7 separate regions of the Homo sapiens genome follow, and regions 2, 3, 4, 5, 6 and 7 are each linked to region 1. A link is a loop called in an ENCODE intact Hi-C map of the cell type or tissue named here. Cell type or tissue: heart left ventricle. All regions are shown on one strand. Region 1 overlaps SGK1 (serum/glucocorticoid regulated kinase 1). Region 2 has its middle 2.0 kb from the start of LINC03002. Region 3 has its middle 23 kb from the start of LINC01010. Region 4 has its middle 100 kb from the start of LINC03002. Region 5 has its middle 68 kb from the start of ALDH8A1. Region 6 overlaps LINC03002 (long intergenic non-protein coding RNA 3002). Region 7 overlaps SGK1 (serum/glucocorticoid regulated kinase 1).

Region 1 (4,000 bases):
TTCTTCCTTTAGTGCAGAGACGACTTTTATTTCCGCCCCCTCCCCTCCACATTCCTGACCTCTCCCTCCCCCTTTTCCCTCTTTCTTTCCTTCCTTCCTCCTCTTCCAAGTTCTGGGATTTTTCAGCCTTGCTTGGTTTTGGCCAAAAGCACAAAAAAGGCGTTTTCGGAAGCGACCCGACCGTGCACAAGGGCCATTTGTTTGTTTTGGGACTCGGGGCAGGAAATCTTGCCCGGCCTGAGTCACGGCGGCTCCTTCAAGGAAACGTCAGTGCTCGCCGGTCGCTCTCGTCTGCCGCGCGCCCCGCCGCCCGCTGCCCATGGGGGAGATGCAGGGCGCGCTGGCCAGAGCCCGGCTCGAGTCCCTGCTGCGGCCCCGCCACAAAAAGAGGGCCGAGGCGCAGAAAAGGAGCGAGTCCTTCCTGCTGAGCGGACTGGGTAAGCGCCGCCGCCGGCCCCGCTGGGGGCTTGGCTCACTTCCCCAGAGCGGCTTGGAGGCAGGGGCCGGCTTTCGTCGGAGTTCTCGGGGCCGGGGTCCCGGCGGCGGGAACGGGAGGACCTGGCGGGCGAGGTCGCGCGCGCAGGCCTGCGCCCCAGGGATAAACCCCGGAGGGTGGCGCGCACCGCCGGCTCGGGTTGGGGAGGAGGGTGGGAGTCCGGCCGCAGGACGGCGCCTGGCCGGGGAGAGGGTATCTGCAGGGACAGTGAGCGAAGCCACCGTGGCCGCCGCGCACCCGCCGGGAAGCGCTTCGGCGCTGCGAACCCGGCTTTCTCCGGCGGCGGAATAAATGAGAGAGGTGGAAAACTACCCCGGGCTCTCCGGCCCTCCCCGCGCCCTCCGCCGGCGCGTTCTCTCTCTCCTGCCCCAGGAGCCGATGGAGACTGATAACGGCCCTGCGCCAGGCCGTCCCCGGGCGGTCCTCGCGCCCCCGCCCGGGGCTCGCCCTCTCAATGGGGACAGAACCGCCCGCCGCAGGCAGCGTAGCCGCCAGCAAACCGCGAGGCGGCCGGGGCGGGGCGAGGGGCGAGGCGAAGGGCGGGGCCACTTCTCACTGTCGCGCAGGCCCCGCCCCCGCGGCGGTGCCTTTTTTATAAGGCCGAGCGCGCGGCCTGGCGCAGCATACGCCGAGCCGGTCTTTGAGCGCTAACGTCTTTCTGTCTCCCCGCGGTGGTGATGACGGTGAAAACTGAGGCTGCTAAGGGCACCCTCACTTACTCCAGGATGAGGGGCATGGTGGCAATTCTCATCGGTGAGTGCAGGAATCTTGCGGGACTTCTGCTCCAGGAGACGCAAAGTGGAAATTTTTTGAAAGTCCCGGATCAGATTAGTGTGTGTGGCGCCGGACGTTATGAAGCCGTCTAAACGTTTCTTTATTTCTCCTCCTTCATCCACAGCTTTCATGAAGCAGAGGAGGATGGGTCTGAACGACTTTATTCAGAAGATTGCCAATAACTCCTATGCATGCAAACAGTAAGTTTGACCGGATTTGAGGAAATAACTAGTATAGTTTGAATTTGCCAGCGGTAAACATTCTCATCACGGCGTTTATCGGGAAGGCGAAGACTTCTTCTGGGGTGGGGATCTCATTTCTCCTTAAATTCTAATATATTTGACACATTTTAAACATTAAAGTTAATTTGCTGATTTGGCTTGAACTGGAGATGTAAGATAAATGGTTCGTGTTGGCCGAATTCACGGCCTTTCTCCATGAGCAACAATCCTTATTTCTGTATTTAATGGGGTTTATTATTTTCTTTAACTGACTAATGTATTGGGGTATTTTCAGTTTAAACAGTGAATTATCCGGGTAGAAGTCGGTAGAGCCAGAAACTCACTTTTGATGTTGGTGTGCCCCCTAGTGGCGAGCTGGATTCTAAATCGTGCCCTTTATTCCCTGCAGCCCTGAAGTTCAGTCCATCTTGAAGATCTCCCAACCTCAGGAGCCTGAGCTTATGAATGCCAACCCTTCTCCTCCAGTAAGTTTTTGTATGTGCCGTGCATCTGTGGAGAACTGTAAGGGAGTCAGTTAGTATTCCTACATTAATGGATTAAAATAGCATTTCTAGAAATTAGTATCAAGGCAGGAATGCTTCATTATGGCATAACAAGTGATATAAATATTTAAGTATTGAGTCAGAGTATTATTTTATTTTTTTCCTGGGCATATTTTACCTCCAAAGTGGTTATTTTAAAAGGCATATTTCATAAAAAGGTTTTATCTGTCTGAAACAACATGACTGTGTGCAGTTTCCATACTCATTTGAAATGTGATGAAATGTAGTTTTGAATGTTTATAGATGTATGGTCATTTGCATCAGTCATTTGTAGATGTAACATTTTCTACATCGTTTATGTTATAGATGTCTTCCTTTGAAGCAATGGTATTAAAAGAAATTCTTTTTTTTTTTTTCTAGCCAAGTCCTTCTCAGCAAATCAACCTTGGCCCGTCGTCCAATCCTCATGCTAAACCATCTGACTTTCACTTCTTGAAAGTGATCGGAAAGGGCAGTTTTGGAAAGGTAATTTCAAATCTGAAGATCTTTTGGTACACTTCCTTCATGTCCTCTTTTGTATTCTCCCTGGATGAGGATAGAAAAATGATTTTTTTAAATTGAAATTTCAGGTTCTTCTAGCAAGACACAAGGCAGAAGAAGTGTTCTATGCAGTCAAAGTTTTACAGAAGAAAGCAATCCTGAAAAAGAAAGAGGTATGAGATGTGCTTGATGGGGCTGGCATTGGCGGTAGACACTCCTTGAATAATCTTGATTCTGGAATGTTGGTGCCAAGTTGAAACATGCCACTAAATCTGAATCGTCATTTTCCTAGGAGAAGCATATTATGTCGGAGCGGAATGTTCTGTTGAAGAATGTGAAGCACCCTTTCCTGGTGGGCCTTCACTTCTCTTTCCAGACTGCTGACAAATTGTACTTTGTCCTAGACTACATTAATGGTGGAGAGGTGAGCAGGGGGGATAGAAGTCAACTCTTAGTGTCTCTGCACAGCCTGCTTTGTTTTAGTTTGAGAAAAAAGTTTTCAAAGATTTTTGGTGGGGAGAATGTTACCAGAATTAGCATTTCCTTCAACCTGTCAGGTTTATAGTTAATAGATTACTTGGGGCCACTTCCTGCAGTTGTTCTTTTGCTGTGTATGTCAAAACTAATTAAATTCATTTGCAACCCAGAATGACTTTGTTCTGTCTCCTGCAGTTGTTCTACCATCTCCAGAGGGAACGCTGCTTCCTGGAACCACGGGCTCGTTTCTATGCTGCTGAAATAGCCAGTGCCTTGGGCTACCTGCATTCACTGAACATCGTTTATAGGTAAGCCTGAGAGCTCTTCAGGCTACCAGTTTTGGTATAAAGGAGACGTAGCACTGGCTGTTTCATAGGGCCTTAAAATAATTTGTGTTTATTTGCAACTTGGTTGCCTAAAACCAGATCCCCTAGCACGTGAGCTGGCTTGACTTAAGTGCCAAGGGGGAACCAGCCAAGTAGGATTGTGCCTAATCCAGAATAGATGAGCAGAACAAGGGCTCCCTTTTTTCTTCACTACACAACTACAGTGAACCTAAAATGCCTCTAATACCTTTAGCAATTATCTTTAAGAGGATATCTTATGAAGTGAAATTAACTTGTGCAACTACTTTTCTATTCACTTTTTTACAGAGACTTAAAACCAGAGAATATTTTGCTAGATTCACAGGGACACATTGTCCTTACTGACTTCGGACTCTGCAAGGAGAACATTGAACACAACAGCACAACATCCACCTTCTGTGGCACGCCGGAGGTAGGCGCTGTCTTGGTTTGGTGCCTGGTTTACCCCCGCCTTCCAAGAGAGAGATGTACAATCATGCACTTAACTACCAAAAAGAGTAAACTCCTCTCAGAGACTTCTTAATACAGTTCAGTGCAAATAAAATACATTTGCTGTTTGATGTAGCATGAGAAATCCCAAGTCCTTCTGTTCCTTTACTGAAAAGTAGCTGTTTGTAAGTAAGA
Region 2 (4,000 bases), 370 kb before region 1:
TTTTGAGACAGATTCTTGCTCTGTTGCCCAGGCTGGAGTGCAGTGGCACAATCTCGGCTCACTGCAACCTCTACCTCCTGGGTTGAAGCAATTCTCTTGCCTCAGCCTCCTGACTAGCTGGGATTACAGGCCTGTGCCACCATGCCTGGCTAATTTTTTTATTTTTAGTAGAGACGGGGTTTCACCATGTTGGCCAGGCTGGTCTCGAACTTCTGACTTCAAGTGATTCACCTGCCTCAGCCTCCCAAAGTGCTGGGATTACAGGTGTGAGCCACCATGCCTGGCCATTTCTCTTCATTTTCTTTTTTCAGTTTGTATTCGACCATCTAATTTCAAAACCATTTCCTTTTCATTACATTTTTAACCTTATAATTTAAGGTCACTAAAAGTGTTTTACATATATCCTGCAAAGTTTGATCTTTTTCTTCTCCCTTTTTTCTTATGTCTGATTTCTTATTTATTCTTAGGTCCACAGAAATGTAGGTAAGACCTAGGCCTTTATAGATGTCCTGTTGGTTACTTCTAAGGAAGAAAAGAATCATGTTGCTAGTTCTCTTTAAAGGTCTCCCAAGAGGCTATAAGCAACTTGCCAAAATGTCAGTAATGTTTTACCTCCGCCTTCACCTCTAGCTGTCATTCATCACCTCTAAGCAAATCTTTTGATCTTAGGAAAACCTCCACCTTGCCTTTTTAGTTTCTTTGATTTCTTACCTCACACTATCTAATTTCTGAATTCTCAGTATCAAAAGTGGTGAGACCTAAATCCTGTTCTGATTTGTTTGATCTATATCTTACAGGAGCTTTAAAATTTCAAGACCATCTTCATTCTGGCCTCTGCATACATGCCTCACCCCATTTCTTCCTTGCCCTTAGCTTTTTAGGAATACCAAGCTTCTTGTATTTATTCAAATGTGCCTTGTGTTTCAGTCCTCCTCACTTTTTCTCTTGTTAGTCCTTCTGTCTAGAATATCCTTTATTATCTTCTTTACTTAAATAATTACTTTTCAAGCTTAAAGTATCAGCACAGGCATTACCTCCACTGCAAGTCTTTCCCATTCCTTCATAAGACAAGTTAGGGTCCATCCAGTTAGGGCCCATATTACCGTGGGTATCACTCTATCTCAACACATTGTATATTGTACTAAAAACATCTGTTTATGTGATTGCCTTCAGACCATACTATGATGTCCTTGAGGGCAGGGATGTATCTTTTTATTTGTTGCATTATACAGCCCTGGACACATAGCAGTATTCAACACATATGTTTTTCCCTAAATTAAGACAAATTGAATTAGATGTGCTTTAATATAATATGTGATCTCTCTTCTGGACATTATGTGGTCCCAGCCCAGAGAATATACAGACAATTGATCCTTGAACAGTGTGGGGTTTGTGCAGTTGAAAATCCAAGTAAAGCTTTTAACTCCCTTAAAACTACCATCAGCTCACTGTCGACCAAAAGCCTTACTGATAACATAAACAGACAATTAATACATATTTTGTATGTTATATGTGTTATATACTGTATGTAAGCTAGAGGAAAAAAGAAAATCATAAGGAAGGGAAAATATATTTACTATTAATTAAATGAAAGTAGATCAACAATGGTCTTCATTCTCATTGCCTTCAGATTTGGTAGACTGAGGAAGGGGGGGGTTGGGTTGGTCTTGCTATCTCAGGGGTGGCAGAGGCCGAGGGAAATCCATGTATAAGTGTACCAGCACAGTTCAAACCCATGTTGTTCAAAGATGTGTGTGTTGTATAAATACATATGTATATATAAATTATGTGCTCCAGCATTATTCTCTAGATTTTTTTTTTTTTTTTTTTTGACAGAGTCTCGCTTTGAAGCCCAGGCTGATGTTGTGCAATCTTGGCTTACTGCAACCTCCACCTCCGGGGTTCAAGCGATTTTTCTGCCTCAGCCTCCCGAGTAGCTGGGATTACAGGTGTGCACCACTATGCCTGACTAATTTTTTGCATTTTTAATAGAGACAGGGTTTCACCATGTTGGCCAGGCTGGTCTCGAACTCCTGGCCTCAAGTGATCTGCCCACCTTGGCCTCCCAAAGTGCTAGGATTACAAGCATGAGCCACCGCGCCCGGCTAGCATTTTTAAAAAGTCATAGAGTGTTAGAGTTAAAAAGAACCCCAGAGTATCCCACTCAATTTAAGAATCTCCTTTGCAGAGTTTTGGCCAGTTGTTATCCATTTTATTTAATAATTTAATTTCATTTTATTCTTTTAACCTGGGTTGGGGGAGGGACCTGATGAGGAACAGATAGTTTCACAGACCCTTTTACTCAAAGCCAATTGCTAATATAAATTCTCTTCTCCAGAAGCCTATTGTAATCAGGGATAAGTTGAGTCATAGGTAGCGGAAAGGTCATCAAAAACTTTTGCTATCCCTAGGTTTGGGCAATCCTTTCTGAAGAATTTCACAAGAAGATTCTACCAAATTTTCAGAAATTTAAGAGTTCTGTTATGAGCTCAGCTAAAGATAAGCCATTCAGAGAGTAGTTTTGAGTCCTTTTCATGAGCTTTAGCTAGAATTTTGATTTCTTGGTACTTTTTGATTCATTTCATTCTTGGGAAAGCTAAGTGCATGGATTGTCATTTTCGTCAGTGTCTTGCGTCAGTTACAAGATTGACATCTATTCTTTTTACCTTGGGACAAGAACACTGGATTCCAAGAAGCAACTTCCAGGTTTTTCAAGTTTTTCAGTATCAGTATTTCCTTATATATGGGTTCTGTCGACCTTGCCGTAGACACACAGATATATGTAGGAGGTTAGCCCGCTGGTGGTGATGAAAGCCAGCCTTTACAGTCAACTGGAGACTGGTCACTTGTCCACATGCCTAAGGGATCTGACCTGATGAACAGGGCCTACCTGAGGAACCTGACATGTGGGTTCTGTACTTTCTGCTGCCAGCTCTTTATGAGGTTCAAGGGTCTTTAACTTTGTCTCTGTACTAACTCCTTGTACTGCTGAAAATAGACAATGCCTATCTAACTTTGCCAGGTTATTTTGAGAGTCAAAGGAAAAAATATGTGCAGAGTTAAAAGTGCCGTGGAAGTGAAAAAGTGGTGTGTTCTTTCTTCTATTCCTATTGGGAGTTGACTGCTTATCTCATTTTGCATAATAAACTGGCCCAGATTGGGTGGAGCAGATAGAAAGGAAGAGGTGTCTAGCAAGAAAAGATGGGCTTAACAGTGTTTGCTTTTTTCTCCATGTACTGATTGAGACTATTTCTTAATCAGAGAAAATCTGTTTGGGATCCAGAATGGTTTTCTCTGAAAAGAAGATGAATTGCTAAGTTATAAAACTAGGGCAATGGGATGGAGAGACTTCTCACCCATGATTTGATACTGTGGATTACTTACTTCTCTTCATTTTCTTAAGAGCCATAATTGCCCTGCAATGGATCATGGATCCCAGGCTGCTTCTGGACAGGTACTATTGGGCCAACACTCAGACTTACGTTCAGTACCCCCATTTGTGTCCTGTGGCATTGTGCCCAATGTAGCAACTAGAGTGATAAATGACTTCCTGCGCCTAAGGTCACCAAACAAGCAAATGCTCCCCAGGGTCATTAGATGGCTTTGTGTTCTTCTCCTAAATTGTTCCATCAGTGAGCCAGGATGGTGGAGGACTTGATTTTTTTTAATTTTATTTTTGATGCTCCTTCTAGGCTCCAGACTCACTGGAGACATCCTGACACATAATGCTTCGCCCAGCACAATGCGATGCCCTTTACCTAGTAAAAGGGTGAGTCCCGTAAAGGTGCTGCCTTCCCCCCAGAACAAACAAGGGAAATGCATCAGGAGAGCTCAGCTGCAGACAGAATGCACATCATGAAGCAGGAGCCACCCTGGGATTCCTCAGATGAAAGCCAATTTCAATGAACATTGTGTTTCAAAGCCCGCTTCCTCTTGCTCGGTAAGAGCTGCAGAAGGAACATCCCACTTGAGTCTGCTGACACAAAAGAATGCTGTGGCT
Region 3 (4,000 bases), 240 kb before region 1:
CCATATCACGGAACCATAAATACATACATAGTCATATGCATGAGTCCTCAGGTTCTAGTAACTGATTCACAAACTCTTCCTGGAAGTCCTTTGGTAATAAATATCAGAATTACGAGCAATGTGTTTTCTAAGTCAGAACAACACACTGTATCCAATTAGTCTCAGCGAAGTCCCAGTAAAGGAATTTCATCCAATCTGACTCAGAACAACACGGTGGTGACATCAGGTCCAATACAGACCCTGCAGAGAAAATGAATGGGTGGGGATAGACTGAGCACATGTGCACTTTTCTGGGTCCCTCCTCTGCGGCGCAGGCCACAGGCAGTCCTTTCTAGTAAAGCCTGTGTGAAACCCTGGTGGTGAAGGAGTCTTATCTTGACAGCTTCCGCTGTATCACAACATTCACAACAGTATGTCAGTAAAAGGCAAAAAGAAACAACCCAATTATATTGAACCACAGATGTGTAGATGTGTACACAGATGTTCCCCCCCATCCCCACTCCAAAAAAGGAAGTTCCCCGGATGTCTTGCTCCGTAGCAATTGTCACATGCATTTTAAAGAAATTCAGCATCTTTGTGTCACATTCTCAAGATAGTTTCAAATTAACGTTTGACTACTTGAGAGGCTGAAGTGGGAGGATTGATTGAGGCTAGGAGTTCAAAGCCAGCCTGGGCAACATAGTGAGACCCCCATTTCCAAAAAAAAAATAAAAGAGTAAAAAAACAGTTATCTTCGGCATTGGAGTCAATGGGGTGTATGGCTAAATATCAGAAACACCACACTTCCTTAGCTAACTTTACTTAGAGATATTTGTTCTGATTCAAGCTTTGTTCTTTTATTCCCTTTTATTTATGAATTTATGAAGAGCACAGATACCATTTACATATTTGTTTTTAATGTATTTTCAAAATTCTGACTGAAAAGTAAAAACCCCTTGCCTCCAATTTGCTTCAGTTTGTTGGGCAAAAATAGGTCTCCTTTTCATCACTGCTTACACAAACCATTTTATTAATAATTTATCACAATGTTCCACAGCAGAGATAAAGCAGACACCCACATGATCATTATGTGTTCATAATGTGGGCTCTGCAGTGTCTTAAATTTCCCTGCACCTGCTGTTACCTGCTCGCTCCCTTCTCTCTAAGGTTTGCATTTGCTGTGATGCTGATAAGCTTTAGCGCCACACTTTTCACTGCCTGGATAGGTAACTGTTGACTAGGAAAAGCAGACACAGGTTGCATCATGTGTTGCCACGATCTTATTTTCACCCTCCTTGAACTAACTGCAGTCAAGAGAATTTGCCCTACAGATGGGTGAGAGTTTTCACAGTGCCCTGGGATCCTCCAATTCTTGGGTCCTTAGTCTTCCTCGCCAGCCTCCCCACTCCCCTCACACACAGTTCTTTCTTTGCTCTGCTTCTGAAGACATTTGAACCTGTTCTAAATCCCTCCCCTTCCTTCCATAAAGAGAGCTTCCTTAGATCATTTTTCTCAGCCTTTCTCTGCTTGCTGAATTTAAACCTTGGCACAAAGGTCACAGGCAGACAGAAGGCACTTTGCTGAATAACTTGTGTTTGAACTTCTAGAACAGTTACTTTGGGTTTTTTTAAGGTACTCATGTCATGTTTGGCAGTGAAACGTTCAGTGTTGCAAAAAATAAAAATGTCAACTTGCAAAATCTTTCTCCTTCAACTCTACATCCGTAGAGAAAAATAAAAGATGTATAATGCCTTTCACCCAAGAATGCTGAAATCATTAATAAGCATCAAGTAAATTATTCTGAGATGTAATTGATGACAAAGATCGAAATCTTCGAACCAAAGGTTTCACAAGTACTATTATTTACAATGAAAAATGTGAGACCTGCATACCAGCCCTGTACACGATAGCATTTGGTAAATAACGACTGACTGTTGATGATATTCACAGAAAGTCAGTGACTGACTAGCAAAGAAGGGAGTGACATGTACCAATGTACCAGAAGAAGGAAGCAAGGCTTAATCTACGTCAGGCCTTTTTGCTATTTCTCGTAGACCCCAGGGAATACATATGTCCTTCCTCTGGTCTGTGCAGTGATGCTGCACAATTAGAGGAAACGCTGAGCATCGGAAGCCAGGCTTTCTCCCAACAAACCCAGAACCCCCAACAACACACCGCCTAGTCCCAGCTTCTCAGAAGCACATGCTATGAAGCTCTCTATGCTGCTGAACATTCCCAGGATGACAGAAACACAGAACCTGGGGAGGGTCCCTGGTTCTCTGGGGAGGTGTCTCTTCTCTTCAGTCCCCTTCTTCTAATGGGGTTAGGATAAATGAAGGGGACTGGTGAATTGCTCTACAGCCTATTTGCCATGTTAACAAAGTAGGCTACCTAGCCCCTCAGAGCTTGTAAGCTGAGAATAGTGTTTTCCTGATTTGGCTGATATAAAGGTCTGCATAACAGTAACAAGTTGTGTGGATCCCTCCAGATTCACACTTTACCCTTCTTTCCCCATTCCCTTCCCTTCCCTTCCCTTCCCTTCCTCTTTCTTTCTTTCTTTCCTTCCTTCCTTCCTTACTTCTTTTTAGTCTTTCTTTTTTAATTGAGATAAGGTTTCACTATGTTGCCCAGGCTGGTCTCACACTCCTGAGCTCAAGTGATCCTCCCACCTTGACCTCCCAAAGTGCTGAGATTGCAGGTGTGAGCCACCATGTCTGCTCCCCCCACCCCCCCCTTTTTTTTTTAGAAACAAGGTCTCACTCTGTCTCCCATTCAGAGCAAGTACAATGGCACAATGCTAGCTCACTGAGCCTCAAATTCCTGGGCTCAATCAATTATCCTGCCTCAGCCTTCCAAGTAGCTGAGACTACAAATGTGTACCACCACACTAGTTAATTTTCAAATTATTTTTTGGAGAGGTGGAGTCTCACTGTGTTGCCTAGGCTGGTCTCACACTCCTGGCTTCAAGTGATCCTCCCACTTTGGCTTCCCAAAGTACTGGGATTACAGGTGTGAGCCACCTCACTTGGTTGTTTTACCCTTTTTGATAAGTGCTATGTCTTGGGAGGTTGACCCATATGAATGGCTTCAACAAGTTCTCTTGCCACCTGACTTTCTATGGGATATGCCCATGGAGGCACCAGAGGATGATCAGAGTTGAGAGAAGAGGGAGATTCAGAAATTTACTCTCCAAGCTCCTTCCTTGCCAGGTTAAATGTATCTCCCAAAAGTTCATGTGTTGGAAATTTAATTATCAATGTAACAATATTAAAAGGTGGAACTTTTAATAGTTGATTGGGTCATGAGGGCAGAGCCCTTATGAATGGATTAATGCTGTTAATGCAGGAATTAGCTAGTTCTACTGAGACCAGATTATTACAAAAACAAGCTTGACTCAGTCTTGTGATCTCTTTTGCACATGCTCACTTGCCCTTTTGCTTTTGTGGCATGTTACAATGTGGTACTAAAGCCCTTGCCAGAAGCTGCTGCCATGCCCTTGGATTTCCCAGCCTCCAGAACCATGAGCCAAATAAATGTCTTTTCTTTATGAACTACTCAGTCTCAAGTATTCTGTTATAGCAACAGAAAACAAAGACAGAAAACAGGTACCAAGAAGTGAAGTTGTTGCTAGAATAAATATCTGAAAATGTGGAAGTGGCTATGGGATTGGGTAATGGGTAGATGCTGAAAGAATCTGGAGAAACAGGCAGTGGGTCAGCTGCTTCATGCACAGAAGCCTACAAAAGAAGCCTTCTTCTTCTTCTTTTTTTTTTTTTTTTGAGACCGAGTTTTGCTCTTGTTGCCCAGGCTGGATGCAATGGCACAATCTTGGCTTACCACAACCTCTGCCTTCTGGGTTCAACCAATTCTCCTGCCTCAGCCTCCCAAGTAGCTGGGATTACAGGCATGTGCCACCATGCTTGGCTAATTTTGTATTTTTAGTAGAGACTGGGTTTCTCCACATTGATCAGGCTTGTCTTGAACTCCTGACCTCAGGTGATCCACCCGCCTTGGCCTCCCA
Region 4 (4,000 bases), 470 kb before region 1:
TCGCAATTGCTGTTCTCCTTGCCTGCACTACTCTGCCCTGAGACCTTTGCATGCCCAGTTCCTCCTAAGTGTATTATCATCTTCTTAAGAGGCTGGGTGGCCCACCCTGACGACACTATCCATCCATAGTGCTGCTCAGTACAAAAAGGTAAAGAACAAGTGTGAGTGCAATTTTAGATGCTCAAGTAGCCACAGTGAAAGCACATAAAAAGAGGTTAAATCCTTCTTCATGATATTTTTATTTAATCCAGTATATCTAAGATATTTTCAACGATTAGTATAAAAATGTTAATGAGATAATTTTCTATTCTTTTTCTCATACTAAGTTTTTGAAATTCAGTTCATCTCTTACAGCACATCTCAACATGGACTGGACACATTTCAAATACTCAGGAGGCACATATGGCTAGTGGCAACTGTATTGGACAGCACAGATCTAAAACAAACCCTCACCTCCAGCCACTCTCAATCACATCGCCCTGCTTTATCATGATTGTAACGCTTATTAGTGTTTGAAATTACCTGGCTTATTTACTTGAACATTATTCCGCCTTGTTCTCTATCTGTACCCTGCCCATGAAAAGTAAAGTCCAAAAGACCAAGGGCTTCATTTTATTCTTTGTTGTGTTTTCAAAGCTTAGTATATTGCGAGTTTTCAATAAATATTTATTGAAAGTTAAATGAATGAGAAACAAATGTAATGTTAAAAACAGTGGAATCTGTATGTGGCTTTTACTGTTTCAGTTTTCCCTCCCTTGTGCGATATTTCAGATAGATGATGAAATGATAATATCAACCCCACAAGTGTTACTCCCCTTCCTCTCCATTTCCATGTCCCAGTGTAACTATTGGGCATTGTCTGTGTCCTATATTTTTTCTGGTATGAATTGACTTATAAAGAGAAAGCATTTTCTGATCTACTTTAGACCTAGTCTCAAGTTAGCATTCAACTCACACTAAGCAGGGAAAAAAAACAAACATCTGGACTTTCTCTTCTTTCTTCCATTAACCATTACAAGATTTTTTCAGACAGTAGTCAAGCTGTAACTTGTATTTATTATCTTTTTAGCCAATGGGAGGAAAACCAGGATCTGTGATCAGTTGCAGGCCTTGGAAACTTCCAAGACACCCAGAGTCCTGGGAATTTCCCTCCATTGCCGCTCTGGAGCTGACCCAGGCTTGCCTGCTACTGCGGCTGTATGTCACAGTAGGCAAGGGTTCCAGATCTGTCTGTGCTTATTGCCTCCATCTGTAAAGAATAAACTACAATTATTGCTTATTCCAATATAAGGCTATAGAGAAAATAACAACAGAGTACTTTATGCCCAGTAATGAAAAGCATTGTTCGTGGCCCTACAAAGCAATGGGCATTGCCTTAGTAATTAAGCTTATGTTCCATGCACAGATACTACAATTAAAAACTTTCAGAGTCTTGGAGGGTGGATCCATACTATAGGCAAAGGATAAAAAATAAGTAGGATTTGAAAAGCATGCTTACTCTTTGTAAACTTAGAGAACTTTGAGAAAAGAGAAAAGTTTCTGCAAGCTAGTTTTGGCATTTAATTACATTAGCGTACAACTATTCCTTGGTGAGACAGAATGAAGAGAACCTTGACCCAATTCAGTCCCACCCCTTCCCTATCTTCTCCTCTCTTCTTCCCCTGGTTATCTTTGAAATTATACTCCAGGATAAGCCTGGCTTTGGTTTATCTGCAAACAAAAGGGCTGTCAAATTTAAGAATGTTATGTTTTCGCTTCAGAATTCATTCATTCATTTAAAAATTATGTTGTACACCTATGGGAAATGCAAATGTAAATAAGACCTTAGAGGGGCTTACATTTTAGCAGATTGTACATTCATTAAACAATTTAGTTATTCAATTACAATCGTAATGGGTGCCTTGAAGGAGAAGAATCAGGTGGTATGAGAAGATTTAAGGAAGTCCTGATTGAGACTTTCCTGTGAAGGTGGCCCTTCAGCTACATTCTGAAGGAGAGATACGATTTAGGAGATGAAGGGGGTGAGGAAGTTTTTAGGCAGAGAGAGAAGCACATGTCAGTGTGTTGAGTCAGGGAATAACCTGGCATAATCAAGAGACCCAGACATGGCCAGGGTGGACCAGCCAGCACCCCAGAGGGCTCCCAGATGAGAGGCTAATGAAGCAACAAGAGCCAGAGCCCAGAGCCTCTGCCATTCTCCCCAGTGGTGCTTCCTGTTACAGAATTGAGAGATCCTCTTCATTCATTTCCCTGACACTTGCATATTTAGGAGGTATCTGACATGTGACGCACTGAAAAGTTGTGGCTTTGCTCATGTGCTATAAGCAGTAGAGACACAATTCCTTCTGCTTCTGTCTGGAACATATCTCAGCTGACTCATCTGCTGCAGTAGCAGACAATGAGCACCAGGGGGCAGAAAGCATTCTTCTGTGTTTGCTCTGGTAGACCACAAAATGGTGAAATGTGCACTCACTTTGACCTAAAGTATTAAACAAGGAATTAGCTACTACCATGATTGGAGGTCATTGCCTTTCTAATCTTACCCAAGCATTACACAAGAAACCAACAAAACTCTTGGTGAGTTTATTGAGTATGATTTAATTCACTCTGAATTAAACCAGGAAGCGTAACTAACATGTCTTAATGAAGCTGTGACTGTCACATGATGATGGTTTAGAAAGAAGAGGGCCATTTGAGGGGATGTCTCAAAATATTGTACTAGGGAAACAAGGAAGGACGAACCATAGAAGCACAGTCTTCAGCTGTCTTCCAAGACTGTTTCCAGGTAGAAATGAGAGGTGGAAACCGTAAGAGAGGTGCAGAAGGTCTTAAATATGTAATTGGGTAGGTCAATGCAATTTGAGAGTTGATAAGCTATTAATACGAAGACAATGTGACTTTTGGCAGCTATGTTTCCAACAAATGATTACCTCTGGGGAAAACCGATAAATAAACAAGGCTTCTCATTACAACAAATTGGTCATGGATTGGGTGGTATTAACCTCACACTAATCATGTCTTACTGATTGATGCAGATGGAAGTCTCATGCCAGTCACGAGTCAAACCAAATAATTAGCAGATGTCACCAATGCCGATCTGCTGATGTCTAAAAATGGAACAAGTGAATCAGCAAACTATTTAGGAAAGTAAGGCTATGCCAACCATTCTGTCATTAAGAGCCTTGTAAGGGCAATATGGTCTATGTGTCATCAGGGTCCCTCAGCGTGACCATGAAAAAGAAAATGGATACCTATATGCTAAACATAACTATAACCATTGACTATGTGTATAAATACCATATTATGTAGATTATTTTTAAAGTCTCAAAAAGTACTTAAAACTAATTACTAGGACAATGCCTCCCTGTTATTATTGTTATTGTCACTGTCATCATCAAAAGCAAATGGCACTGGTTAAAGTGAGGCATGATCTTTTTTCTCTGGAAGTACATACTTTGATAATAAAATACTAATACACATGAATGTAAGAAATATATAAGTAAATATACATGGAGCTAATATAGAAAAGCCTAACACAGGCATCACTGAAATAAGAAAGGAAAGTTTGATTTACTGAAACTTAATAGACATACTTATGTGACAGTTATTATGCTGGGCACTTTATAAACATTGCTATATTTATATTTCATAGCAATCCTGTGGAGTTGGGTTTACCATTACCTTCATTTTACAATAGACTTGGGAAAGTGGAGTAATTTGTATAGCAAGTGGCAGAGTCAAATATGGAAACAAGTCTGTCCGTAGGGACCTTTGTTAATATTGGTCACCCAACATCCATCTCCACTTCCTATCAACATCTTCCATTTCCTTTGGAGGATTTGCTTTTCCCCCATTGTGGAGAGTTCTAGTAGATCAGAAAATTCAGATAATCTGTTCTTCCTCAATGAAAGTAAAGAGTAGCCTCTGGACAGATTCTTTCTGTTGAAAGGATCTGGAGGGAAGGCCTTCTAAGATCTAAGCCTGGTCAACTGGACTTTCA
Region 5 (4,000 bases), 710 kb before region 1:
ATCAAAAACCCTTTGCCCAGATCAATGTCCTGAAGCATTTCCCCAAAGTTTTCCTCTAGCAGTTTCATAGTTTTTTAGCTCTTACATTCATGTCTTTAGAATTATTTTAAATTGGCCAGGCGCGGTGGCTCACACCGGTAATCCCAGCACTTTGGGAGGCTGAGGTGGGCAGATCACGAGGTCAGGAGATCAAGACCATCCTGGCTAACACAGTGAAACCCCATCTCTACAAAAAATACAAAAAATTAGCCGGGCAGGGTGGCGGGCACCTGTAGTCCCAGCTACTCAGGAGGCTGAGGGAAGAGAATGGCGTGAACCCAGGAGGCAGAGGTTGCAGTGAGCCTAGATCCCGCCACTGCCCTCCAGCCTGGGCGACAGAGCAAGACTCTTTCTCACAAAAAAAAAAAAAAATTATATTAAGTTAGAGTATATTGTTTGATACAAAAAAGTATCAAAGAGCCAGATTTCTCTGCTGCTTTTACATACACATTTGTGACCTTGAAAATCCTCTTTCTACCACTCTGCCTTTTACACATTCAGGGCATCTTTTCACATCTTAGAATCATTCCTTCCTGCATGTGATTGCCAGGTGAGTCTTCTTAAGACACAGTTCTTATCACTTTATTTTCCTTCCCAGAAATCTTCAATGCTTTTCAATTGCTTACAATAATAAGCTCAAACTTCCTTATCCTTGCATTTACAGAATCATCATGTCTCAGCTTCCTTTTCCTGCCTTATCTCAAACTATTCTCCTAAAAATTCCTACTCAGGTTAAATTGATTTTCCTGGTGTTTCTCAAGCACATTTCATTTTTTTCTTATCAAAAACGTTTAACATGTTCTTGGTCTCCATTTTTTGGTGCTTACTTCAGTTTTTCTTATTATCCATGAATTTCATCAAAATTCTTGTTATTTTTTCACATGTGGCTCAAGAAACCCTTAAATTCTTTCTGCCCCCAGCCAGAAATACTGGCTCTCAGAGTAGCCATTGGTCTATACCACTCTTGAACATACTTTATTTGTTTAATAGCGTGATTATTAACTTTTATAATTACTATTTATCTTTGTATACTTTAATGCCAAGTCTCCAAAACAAGAGATCAGGAACATATCTTACATTTCTCCATACATCTTTCAGTACACAAAATGTCCCGTGTTTAACAGAACTCAGTAAATACATGTGGCTAAATTCTAGAGCTGGAAGGAGACTTGGAGGTCTGGGAAGCTGATGAGTTGGGTGGCTGTTTAATGAAGCCTGAACTAAGGGAGACTTCAGCCCTGTGATCCTAGCTGTGTCCTCTAAATAACAGATTTTGACTAACTGGCTTTTACTAGCACATATCATTGAGTCTGATTTATAAAGAAAGATGTATAGCATGGGTGAATAGTTTGAAGCAAAAATAAATCTAAAACATGGCTAAAATTAACCTGCGGAGAAATCTTTCCGCAGTTTGGTGGTCTTGAAAACTCAGCTTTTGATTAAGATTAATGTTCCTGATTTCATATTCAGTAGAAACCCAGGCTGACGATTCGTCATTTCACTTATCACATGCAACACCACTGCATCCCAGCAGGTGACGCTGCTTCTCTGCAGAATATTTTTCCTGGCGCTTAACAGCCTTTCCAATTCTCACAAGCTCTGCTCCTGCAAAGGCCTGACCCAGAAAAGCAATTTTAATCTTTTACGTCAGTAGAAATAGGAATCGCTTATATTTAGTACATATTCCTTGCTAGACACGCGTTTCAAAGAGCCAGTTTTGGTTTGTTTTCCTTTGAATATTTCAGACCTTGGAAGACTTGGGTCTTCCCTGAGCCCTTCCCACATCAAGGAGGTCTTTCAGGTACTATCATCAACTGAGACTGAGAGGGCTTGAGTAGGTTTCGAATCCCACCCCTTCTTTCCACATGCGAGCATCTTGAAGCCCAGATCCCCTGTCAATGTCATTCATAAAGTCAAAGGCAGAGCCAGGGGTCAAACTCCTCTCAGTCATCATCACTGTCCCACCCTGTCTTGGCCCTTACCCCGCTCAACAGAACGGGGCATGCTGCACCCTAAACTGTAATGTGACAAAAGCCAACACTGGTCTCAGTCCAAGAAGCCACTCTCCGAAAACAAGAGAGCTTTGGTAACATCATTGTGTGTGTGTGTGTGTGTGTGTGTGTGTGTGTGTGTGTGTGTTAGTGTTAGGGATTCTCTTTGTCTCATTCCTCTCTGTAGCATCTGGTCTGTGATATTCTCTTTGTCTCATTCCTCTCTATAGCATCTGGCCTGTGATAAGCCCTCAACAAGGAAGGAAAGGAAGAAGGGGGAGTGTGTTATGGGCTGAATTGTGCCCCCCACAAATTCATAGGTTGAAGTCAGCCCCTGTATCTCAGAATGTGACCTTTAAAGAGGTGATTAAGTTAAAATGGGGCTTTTAAGGTGGGTCCTCATCCAATCTGACTGGTGTCCTAATGAGAGAGGAGATCAGGACATGAGGAGAGACACAGGTTTTCACAGAGGCAAGACCCTGTGCAGTCAGCAAGAGGGCTGCCATGTGCAAGCCAAGGAAAGAGGCCTCAGAGGAAGCCAACCCTGCTGGCACCTTGATTGTGGACTTCCAGCCTCTAGAACTGTGAGAAAATACATTTGTGTTGTTTTAGCCACTCAGTCTGTGGTATTTTATTTTATTTTATTTTCCTTTATTTTATTTTATTTCATTTCCTGAGACGGATTCTCACTCTGTTGCCCAGGCTGGAGTGCAGTTGTGTGATCTCAGCTCATGGCAGCCTCTGCCTCCTGGGTTCAAGCAATTCTTCTGCCTCAGCCTCCCAAGTAGCTGGGATCACAGGCATGCACCACCATGCCCGGCTAATTTTTGTATTTTTAGTACAGACGAGGTTTCACCATGTTGGCCAGGATGGTCTCAAATTCCTGACCTCAAGTGATTCGTCTGTCTTGGCCTCCCAAAGTGCTGGGATTACAGGCGTGAGCCACCGTGCCTGGCCTGTGGTATTTTTTTATGGCAGCCCAAGAGAACTAATATAGGAGAGAGGGAAGAAAGGAAAGAAGAGAGGAGAGGAGGGGAGGAAGGGAGGAGAAAAGAGGGGAGGAAGGAAGGAAGGAAGGAAAAAGAAGGGAGGAAAATAAGGAAGAAAGAATAGGAGAACAAAAGCAAAAGAGGGAGGGAGGAGCTTGGTGACTTGTAGCAACTCCTAATAACCAGTGACATCTGGTAGATCTGGAGATGATTCAACTCGGTTTAGAGCACTCTTATAAATAAGATATAAAACACTTTCTGACCAACTGAATTATTTCGTTAGCTCTTATTTCCTCCTATTTCCACTCAGACAATAAGTTAAAAAATGAATTCAGTGGCTTGTGTATCTGGGTGTGAATAAATCTTCACCTGCCACTTGGATGAGATCTGGCAGCAGCGGGCAGACATCATGGCAGCTCCCTGCATTTCCTCTGCTGACATCGTGGAAACTGCCCATTTAGGAGGGCAGATGGAACGTGGAAGTTTTTGGGAACAAGTCTATATTCACAGTCAGAAAAATTCCAGGAAATCCAAACACATGGTTTTATTAGATTCATGTCTAGAATGAGAATTATTACTCTAAGTAGAAGCAGAGCCTAAGAGGCTGTGGCCCCAGACAGGAAGTATAGCCTCTCCTATTTCTGACTCAAACATGAATTATTGGCTTTTCTTTCTTATGATACATCTAATTTTACAGGCAAAGCCTAAATGACCTGAGTTTTAGTTCTGTAATTTTCCTTCAGACCCGGTTCCTCCATGGGGCAATGTCTTATGCTGTGGATCTCACTTGACCTCCTTAACCGCCCCCCAACTCACCTGTCCTATGTCCCATTCCCTCTGGATCTCGAGAGTTGGTGAAATACATTGATCTGAACTGATGTGATAATTCATGTCTTAGAGAACCTATTTGATTATTACCACAGATCTCCCGGAAATATAACACTTTAGCTCGGGAGTTAAATCCATTCCACCAGTGGAGAT
Region 6 (4,000 bases), 360 kb before region 1:
CGGTAATAACATAAAAGCTATTTCATAAAAGAAGAATCATTACCTATCAAGAATGGCAGGGCTTTCTTCCAAAATTCTAAGGGTCTTGTCTGTGCTGTACCTATAGGAGCCTGGCAAAGGCTTTAAACAGCCTTTCTTTCTGTTACTGGCATTTCAAGCACCATTGGCTCTTCTGGATCATGTGGTCTAAGTGGCAGAGCTGCTTGCAGAGCAGTCTGGACTTACGGAGCCTTCTCTTGTTCTGGTCTCTATTTGTGGGGTGCCTCAACATGCCTCAGACTTGATATTTGTGGGGTTTATTTCCTACCCTTGGTGTGCAAATGTCTTACCACTATATCTAGAGCAGTTTGTACTTTTTAATTACCAGAGAAGGAATCAGAAAAGCTGAAGGAGGATACATGGGAAGATGAAACAGCTGCAAGCCTGGCCACTGCCCACACCAAGGAAGTAAGCCAGCAGATAAGCCACAGTGTTTAGGGGGCGGCTGAAATGTGGCTGCTGCTTCCCTTCCACCCTCCTTTCTCCCACAAGAACCTCTCCACATAGCTCACCTTACCCGGAAAGATACAAGAACAGGAATTCTGTGAAATGTAGTTCATCCTAGCCAAGCTGACACATTACACACTACAGATTCAACTTATGATCTATTATTATAGGATGGAGAATCCAGTTTTTTTTTTTTTTTTTAAAAGTAGATGGCCTATCTTGGCATGATCTTCTTTCCTGAAGAATTCATCTAACAAAATTGTTTCTTACCTACAAGGCTTTGATTCCATAGAATTTGTGTGTATATTCTAGCTCTGGGGAGATGATCAAAAGGGAGCTGTTTCCAGAAACATATTATTTTTTAATAAATAAATTCTTAACAGTGTGAAAATATAGTCACAGTTTGAGTGTATTATTTATCAATTGCTTTTCCAGAGAGACTAAAATTTGCTTAGGTTTGAGGTTTTTTTTTTAATATTTAATCTTCAAAGTATTAGCATTTACTTTTAAGTTAAAAAGTGTGCTGTGGGCAAACAGCAATGTGATATGCTTTTGCATTGTACCAAAAAGAACATCTCAGCATTTGCTCTCCAGGCTTCTTGGAATGCAGTTCATTGTGGTGCTGTAGGTGACCATAGTGTTTCCAGAATTGATTGTCCAGGAAGTGCAGGGCATCCCAGTGTGTGTACCTGTTCCTCTGCAGAAAGCACTAATTTTCTTTTGTTTCTTTGTTTTGTTTCTGTAAACGATCTAAGAGAAGACTGATGTCAACTTTTGTCTCGTAATACACGAATCTATGAGTTTCTCTCAGAAAATGGTAAGATCATTGCTCTGTGCAAGAAAGGAGGGTGTATGTAAGGAGTATGTGACAAGCTTTGCAGGGACAGAATTCACAACAGAGAGCAGCTAAAGGAAGAGAAAGTACAAGTGACACTAAAGGGAAGGTGATTTTCAAATCCACCCTTGCTTATCTCAAACCAGTGCATGATTTCCTGATGAAGCCATTTGTCCACCCTACAGTGCTGTTGTTTCTAAAAATTCCTACCACAGAATAACAACTGTCAACACCTGCCTCAGACACAGCAGTAGGGAAGACTGCAAGTGGGAAAGAGATTTAAACACACCAACCTTTTTAGGAACAAAATCACTCATATCAGCTGATTTGCTGAATTAAAGGATTTTTTAAAGTATATGGTATTCTTTGACATAGTATTGGCTGAATAATCATTTAACAAATGTCACTGGTGGATGAATTAAGTAAGAAAGGTGTCACGTTGGCTCTTCATACAGACATTTGGCGAGTAATTGGCACTAAAAGGATTCTGATTTCTTCCCCTGCCATTTTGATCTTTCAAGTTTTAAAATAGCAAATAACATTGGTCCTTAGGGTTGGTCCATGTTAGAATCACAATGGACAGAGACCCTGAAAAACTGTACAAAAGAGGGAGGAACAGAACAGAATGGAAAAAAGTTATGGAAATTTTCCACCCATGGATGGGACACACCCTCATGCAAACAAAGCTCTGCGGCGAAGACTATATTTCATAAAAATGTGATAAAACACTTGCTGAGCCCTGAGGGGATGAACAATGGTTCTTTTTATTTTATTTTTTTTAATCTTCCAAAATTCAGTCTCACATGCTGAGCAGTTGAAGGGAAAGGCCTTTTGTCATATCTGTTTCCAAACATCTATTTCCTTTCTGGAGCCCCAGAAGTTTGAGTTGCTGTCACAGTGAGGAGCTCTCTTGTGTCAGCCACTCTGATTCTATGTCCTTGTCCTAACTAGGTTGTCTGCCAACGCTAACTGGCCAGCTCTGACAGGAGGTGCGTGGCCCAGGAGGAGCCATCAGGCCAGTTCTCTGGGATACTGCTGTGTCTCCAGCTCTGCAGTTTGCTCTTCGTCACTCAGCGGCAGACGGAGAGGCAGACACGAGCCCCTTGTGAGCCCTCCTCCTTACCGTCATCTCACAATGCTCTGAAATAAGGAGGCAAATGGCTGAGGTCCCCTCAGTTGTGAGTATCTTGCTTCCTTCCCCAATGCCTCTTCAAACCACTTTGTCAAAAACAACAACAACAACAAAACAAAAACAAAAACAAACAGATTCTTGTGTTCATGATACTAAAACAAAATTGCGTAAGGTCTGTTGCTTAAGATTAAGCACTGGCCGGGCACGGTGGCTCACGCCTGTAATCCCAGCACTTTGGGAGGCTGAGGCGGGCGGATCACGAGGTCAAGAGATCGAGACCATCCTGGCTAACACTGTGAAACCCTGTCTCTACTAAAAATACAAAAAATTAGCCGGGCGCGGTGGCAGGCGCCTGTAGTCCCAGCTACTCGGGAGACTGAGGCGGGAGAATGGCGTGAACCCGGGAGGCGGAGCTTGCAGTGAACTGAGATCACGCCACTCCACTCCAGCCTGGGTAACAGAGCAAGACTCCGTCTCAAAAAAAAAAAAAAAAAAAGATTAAGCACTCAAAAAATGTCAAAGTTGGTCTTAAAAATCTGGCTGTGGTTAATGGGATCAGCTGCATTTTTCTTTAAAATGATGTAACCCATCTCCTCCATTTTACTTTTGCATTTGACTTTCCAACTTCCACGCGAAGGAACAGCATGTGGTTTACTTGTGGTCATATGTTACATGTTGCTTTGGTGCTTTACAACTTTCAAAAAGCTTTTATACAACAGTGATATCATCAGTTCCTCAGATAACCCTGTGATGTGGGTAGGTTGATGGATACTCTATCATCATTTCCCATATGAGGAAAGAAGAGTAAATAAGTTACACAACATGGACGAGGTCACCCTGCACTTCAGAGGTGGAACCAAATTCCAACAGAAGCATTGAATTTCTAGACGAGTTTTTGTTTGTTTTTTATCTTTTCCATCACACCAAGCCACCTCTGTGAAGGAAAATTGTATGCATCTCCCTAATCCAACATTTTTCATGTTAATTATCCACTAAATTACAGCCACAATTTGGTAGTCTCAGTAGCTATTCTGGTTTGAGGACAACTTTTTCCAAATTTCCATATTTTTTCTACTACTTTATCATTTTCTTCTCTACTTGGAATGCCATACTTAACATTCACAACAACACCCTCTTTTATCTTTCTTCTTTCTTCCCTTTCTCTGTTTTTTTCTTTTTCTCCCTTTGTCTCTCCTCTTTTTCTCTCTGCCTTTCTCTGTCTCCTTTTTGTGTGTTTATTTTTGTTTTAGTTTTAGAGACAGGGTCTTGCTATGCTGCTTGGGCTGGTCTCAAACTCCTGGGCTCAAGCAATCCTTCTGCCTTAGCCTCTCAAAGTGCTAGATTATAGGCATGAGCTGTCATGCCCAGCCTAGTTTTGTTTGTTGATTGCATACTGAAAGTAACACATGACTAGAATATAAGAGAACTGAGTTTGAGATATTATAATTTCACATAACCTCTATAGGTCTCTGTTGTTTTATCTCTAAGATTGTTTTTTGTAAAATAATGATTTTCTACACAAGTGAAGAAGAGGGAAGGGAAAATGG
Region 7 (4,000 bases), 67 kb before region 1:
ATTTCCCATGTTCAAAACAGCTCTGCTACTGGCCCAAGTTGCCCATTTCCCTCACTCTTATTCCTAATTCTTTTTTTTTTTTGAGACGGAGTCTCACTCTGTTGCCCAAGCTGGAGTGCAATGGCGCGATCTCAGCTCGCTGCAACCTCCGCCTCCCAGGTTCAAGCGATTCTCCTTCCTGAACCTCCCGAGTAGCTGGGATTACAGGCACGTGCCACCACACTTGGCTAATTTTTTGTTTTTTAGTAGAGACAGGGTTTTGCCACGTTGGCCAGGCTGGTCTCGAACTCCTGACCTCAGGTGATCTGCCCACCTTGGCCTCCCAAAGTGCTGGGATTACAGGCGTGAGCCACCGCGCCCAGCCTTATTCCTAATTTCAAAATTCCTAGTTGCTCCCTTTCTTCCCTCTGCGGTTCATGAGCACCAGCACGTTGGTCATTGCTTCCACTTGCTCAATCCCTTCATGCAGTTTTAACCTCACTTGTCTCTGGCCTATCTTGTTTCTCACTTAGCCACATTAATCCCTTCTCTCCCTTTCCTCTGGGACTCCTGACAGTAAACACCATTCGGTCATTAAGCTTTCCTCAAAATCCTCCCTCTGCCCTCCCATCTTGTGACACAGGATTGTAACTTCATATAATAAAACAAGGCTGGGCACGGTGGCTCATGCCTGTAATCCCAGCACTTTGGGAGGCCGAGGTGGGCGGATCACGAGGTCAGGAGATCGAGACCATCCTGGCTAACGCGGTGAAACGCCGTCTCTACTAAAAATACAAAAAATTAGCCGGGTGTGGTGGCGGGCGCCTGTAGTCCCAGCTACTCGGGAGGCTGAGGCAGGAGAATGGCCTGAACCCGGGAGGCGGAGCTTGCAGCGAGCCGAGATTGTCCCACTGCACTCCAGCCTGGGTGACAGAGCGAGACTCCATCTCAAAAAATAAATAAATAAATAAACAAGTTTGTTGGCTACATGTGATTTCAATCTAGGAAGACAGACTTCGTAGAGCCTGCATTTGGGTGTGCACTCTTACAAATTCCGAGGAGGGAGAGGCTCAGCATTCCCCAGATAGATCAGACCAAAAGCATCTTTGGGCTGGGCAGGGTGGTTCACACCAGCATTTTGGGAGGCCGAGGTGGCAGGATCACCTGAGGCCTAGAGTTTGAGACCAGCCTGGAAAACAAAGCGAGACTCCATCTCTAAAAAGAAAAAAACATCTTCAGAGCCTGGGTCCATTGACCCACACCTGCAATCCCAGCACTTTGGGAGGCCAAGGCAGCAGATCACTTGAGCTCAGGAGTTCAAGAGAAGCCTGGGCAACATGGTGAAACCCTATCTCTACAGAAAATATAAAAAATAGCCGGATGTGGTAGTGGATGCCTGTAGTCCCAGCTACTCAGGAGGCTTAGGTGGTCGAATTGCTTGAGCCAGGGAGTCTGAGACTGCAGTGAGCCGAGATCATGCCACTGCACTCCAGTCTGAGTGACAGAACTGGACCCTGTCTCAAAAAAAAAAAAAAAAAAAGAAAAAAAGAAAAGAAACATCTTCAGGAAAGTGCTGCCTTAATTGAGATTTGATTTTCTACTAAAGATGAAACATTTTCTCTGATGCCCTCAAGCAGAAAGGGCTTCTTCTCCAGTCTTGTCTGGCTCAGAGCCAAGAGTTCGGCGGGCACTAACTTGACTTTCAAGAACTTCGCCAACTTTGCTCAACCACACCCACCCTTCCTCTGCCCTCACTGTCATCATCTACTAACCTCGAAGACACTTCCTTTAATCTTGGTGCCTGATGTAATCGTTTTTCTCTCTACTTGTTCACAAACAACCATTCTGGGGAATTTCAATATTTGTTCTCATTATTCAGCTAACAAGAATAACAGTACTAGGAATAATGACAACTAATATATCATTTTTGAATGTCTACTGTGCACCAATAAGTATCTTCAGCACTTGACATGCATTATCTCATTTAATTTCCACAACTACTGTATGTAAGAGATAGCATTATTTCCAATTTGCTGATGAGGAAAATACATTATTTAACAAGTCCAGGAATATACAGGATATTCAGCGGCAGAGCCAGGATTCCGAACAATATTTAACTGGCCAAAATGCCTTTCCCTACATTATATTTTTAGACTCTTTCACTATACATCTCTAGCTCCATTCCTCCATAAATCTACTGACATGGTTATTTATTGGATCTTACAATTATCCTAAATTCCTCCTCCTGTAGGTGTTTAAACTCTCCAGTTCCCTCTTTTTTTTTTTTTTTTTTTTTTGAGATGGAGTCTCACTCTGTCGCCCAGGCTGGAGTGCAGTGGCGTGATCTCAGCTCACTGCAATCTCTGCCTCCCAGGTTCAAGCGATTCTCCTGCCTCAGCCTCCCCAGTAGCTGGGACTATAGGCGTCGGTCACCATCCCTGTCTAATTTTGGTATTTTTGGTAAAGACAGGGTTTCACCATGTTGGCCAGGCTGGTCTTGAACTCCTGGCCTCAAGTGATCCGCACATCATGGCCCCCCAACGTGCTGGGATTACAGGCGTGAGCCACTGCGCCTGGCCTGCAGTTCCCTCCTGACTAGGGCTTTCTGTGCCCTGATGTCCTCGCTTCCCATCCCTGTCATGCTCTCCTCCCTCTCATGACCTTCAATCATTTCTCTTATCCACTGCCTCACCATCATGGTCTGCTGAAGCTGCATGTCTGCCTTCATCTACTTGAGAGTCCTGCAGTGTGTTTAATGTGGGGCAGACCCAACATGCTGTGCATAATTTGCAGATAGGTTAGAGCAAAGATAACACTGGCTTAATTTGCTTGCAAGATGATAAGACACATTTACAAATGAGAGGTCATCTTTGAGTGCAACCTTGTCCCCTCAATGATCCAATGCCATCAAGCAACATGCAGGGGCCACCTTCAAATGTCTGCTGTCATCCCTTGTTCTTTGGTCATCCATTCTTTTGGCGCTACAGTATTTTCTGTAAAATCACAAGCTGATGGGATGTTAGAACTAAAAAGGGCCGTAAAATGTGCGTAGCCCAATCTCTTAATTTTACAGATAAAGAATTGAGACCTAGAAGAGCCCATAGGCTGATACTATCTACATCAGTTGCTGAAAGGTTAGACAGAGGTAGCAGAATTTGCTGACGCCCTTTCAAAAAGGGATTTATTTCACAAATATATCTCTGACTGCGTCTTATCTGCCAGGTTGTCATGGTTTTAGATCCAGGTCAGCTAGTGAGCACTTTGTGCACATAATGGATTTCTCTTGATCACTCACCAGTTGAGAAGGTGGTGTATTATCAGAGGGAAGTGGGGCCAGCTGCTTTTCATAGCAGCACAATGAGGTTCTTTCTGTTGGGTGGGACACTTTGTCCAGACTTCCTTTGCACCAGATGGCTGTCCTTCAAATGCCCAAAAGCTCCTGGGATCATTAGGATTCCAGATGTGCTTGCTACTGTTGGTCTGAGGTAATGTGACAGCAGCTCTCTTCTTGCCAAGTATGCGTTCAGCTGTTAGACTGTTCTGAAATGCTGTTTAGCATGCTTCTAATATATTTGACCATTTTCATCTTCAATTCTGATTCACAAAATAGGCATTATGAAGTATTTTAGAATATTTACAGTTTAATAGTTAAACCCTACGATATGGATAGTGTGTTCTGAAAAATAGATTGGTGGCCGTCTGAGACGATCTAATTCTCAAGTCCCACAGTTCATGGCATCTCCTTTCTTAATACTTTGAACTTGTTCTGAATCCGATTATACTCTCCATTTTGCAGAGTAACTCATTTTCTGTTAGTCGGTAGAATGCACTTTGATATTAGGAAAAAATTGTTTTTACTTTAATGTGTTCCACATTGGAGACCCTTATTAAGGCTGGTATGCCTTATTTCCCAGTTGTACTAATTAAAAGCACTAATTATTTCCATGCTTGTATGTTGGAACCATCTTTTGATGCATGAAAGTTTCGAGAGAATTAAAAAAAAAAACACTGACTTTGGGAA

What was found. Peaks named below come from ENCODE experiments on the same cell type or tissue, not always from the same donor. Only the 100,000 strongest peaks of a DNase experiment are listed, where the experiment ranks them.
Region 2: it touches region 1 in a loop (5-fold over the local background); 26 of 110 quality-filtered maps call a loop at or near these places.
Region 3: a loop joins it to region 1, with 2.3 times the contacts of the local background. A loop is called at or near these places in 12 of 110 quality-filtered maps.
Region 4: it touches region 1 in a loop (8-fold over the local background); 104 of 110 quality-filtered maps call a loop at or near these places.
Region 5: it touches region 1 in a loop (13-fold over the local background); 65 of 110 quality-filtered maps call a loop at or near these places.
Region 6: a loop joins it to region 1, with 4 times the contacts of the local background. A loop is called at or near these places in 24 of 110 quality-filtered maps.
Region 7: it touches region 1 in a loop (2.3-fold over the local background); 27 of 110 quality-filtered maps call a loop at or near these places.

What each region holds. Positions count from the first base shown.
Region 1 is chr6:134,171,981-134,175,980 of GRCh38, reverse strand. SGK1 (serum/glucocorticoid regulated kinase 1) reads left to right here. Exons shown (of 14, transcript NM_001143676.3): 4 at 1,395-1,470; 5 at 1,901-1,976; 6 at 2,415-2,519; 7 at 2,624-2,707; 8 at 2,827-2,958; 9 at 3,207-3,319; 10 at 3,665-3,788. Among named protein-coding and RNA genes, the nearest start is that of SLC2A12, 120 kb to the right of the region's middle. RefSeq lists silencers at 156-450, 377-656, 767-1,166 and an enhancer at 527-1,028. In heart left ventricle, CTCF peaks have their summits at 1,662 and 1,866 (motif pointing left); DNase peaks (open chromatin) are centred at 290, 600, 1,020 and 1,860; H3K4me3 peaks cover 4,000 bases; H3K27ac peaks cover 4,000 bases.
Region 2 is chr6:134,540,029-134,544,028 of GRCh38, reverse strand. No RefSeq gene overlaps it. Among named protein-coding and RNA genes, the nearest start is that of LINC03002, 2.0 kb to the right of the region's middle. In heart left ventricle, no CTCF peak of the experiment used is centred here; no DNase peak of the experiment used is centred here; H3K27ac peaks cover 1,091 bases.
Region 3 is chr6:134,413,063-134,417,062 of GRCh38, reverse strand. No RefSeq gene overlaps it. Among named protein-coding and RNA genes, the nearest start is that of LINC01010, 23 kb to the left of the region's middle. In heart left ventricle, no CTCF peak of the experiment used is centred here; no DNase peak of the experiment used is centred here; H3K27ac peaks cover 1,934 bases.
Region 4 is chr6:134,639,532-134,643,531 of GRCh38, reverse strand. No RefSeq gene overlaps it. Among named protein-coding and RNA genes, the nearest start is that of LINC03002, 100 kb to the right of the region's middle. In heart left ventricle, a CTCF peak has its summit at 2,403 (motif pointing right); DNase peaks (open chromatin) are centred at 2,140 and 2,391; H3K27ac peaks cover 314 bases.
Region 5 is chr6:134,880,213-134,884,212 of GRCh38, reverse strand. No RefSeq gene overlaps it. Among named protein-coding and RNA genes, the nearest start is that of ALDH8A1, 68 kb to the left of the region's middle. In heart left ventricle, a CTCF peak has its summit at 1,570 (motif pointing right); a DNase peak (open chromatin) is centred at 1,572.
Region 6 is chr6:134,529,337-134,533,336 of GRCh38, reverse strand. It overlaps LINC03002 (long intergenic non-protein coding RNA 3002), which reads left to right. Exons shown (of 3, transcript NR_125856.1): 2 at 2,273-2,499. Among named protein-coding and RNA genes, the nearest start is that of LINC03002, 8.7 kb to the left of the region's middle. In heart left ventricle, no CTCF peak of the experiment used is centred here; a DNase peak (open chromatin) is centred at 2,336; H3K27ac peaks cover 1,431 bases.
Region 7 is chr6:134,238,568-134,242,567 of GRCh38, reverse strand. All of the region lies in intron 2 of SGK1 (serum/glucocorticoid regulated kinase 1), which reads left to right. Among named protein-coding and RNA genes, the nearest start is that of SGK1, 78 kb to the left of the region's middle. RefSeq lists enhancers at 1,567-1,616, 1,657-1,716. In heart left ventricle, no CTCF peak of the experiment used is centred here; a DNase peak (open chromatin) is centred at 1,667; H3K27ac peaks cover 865 bases.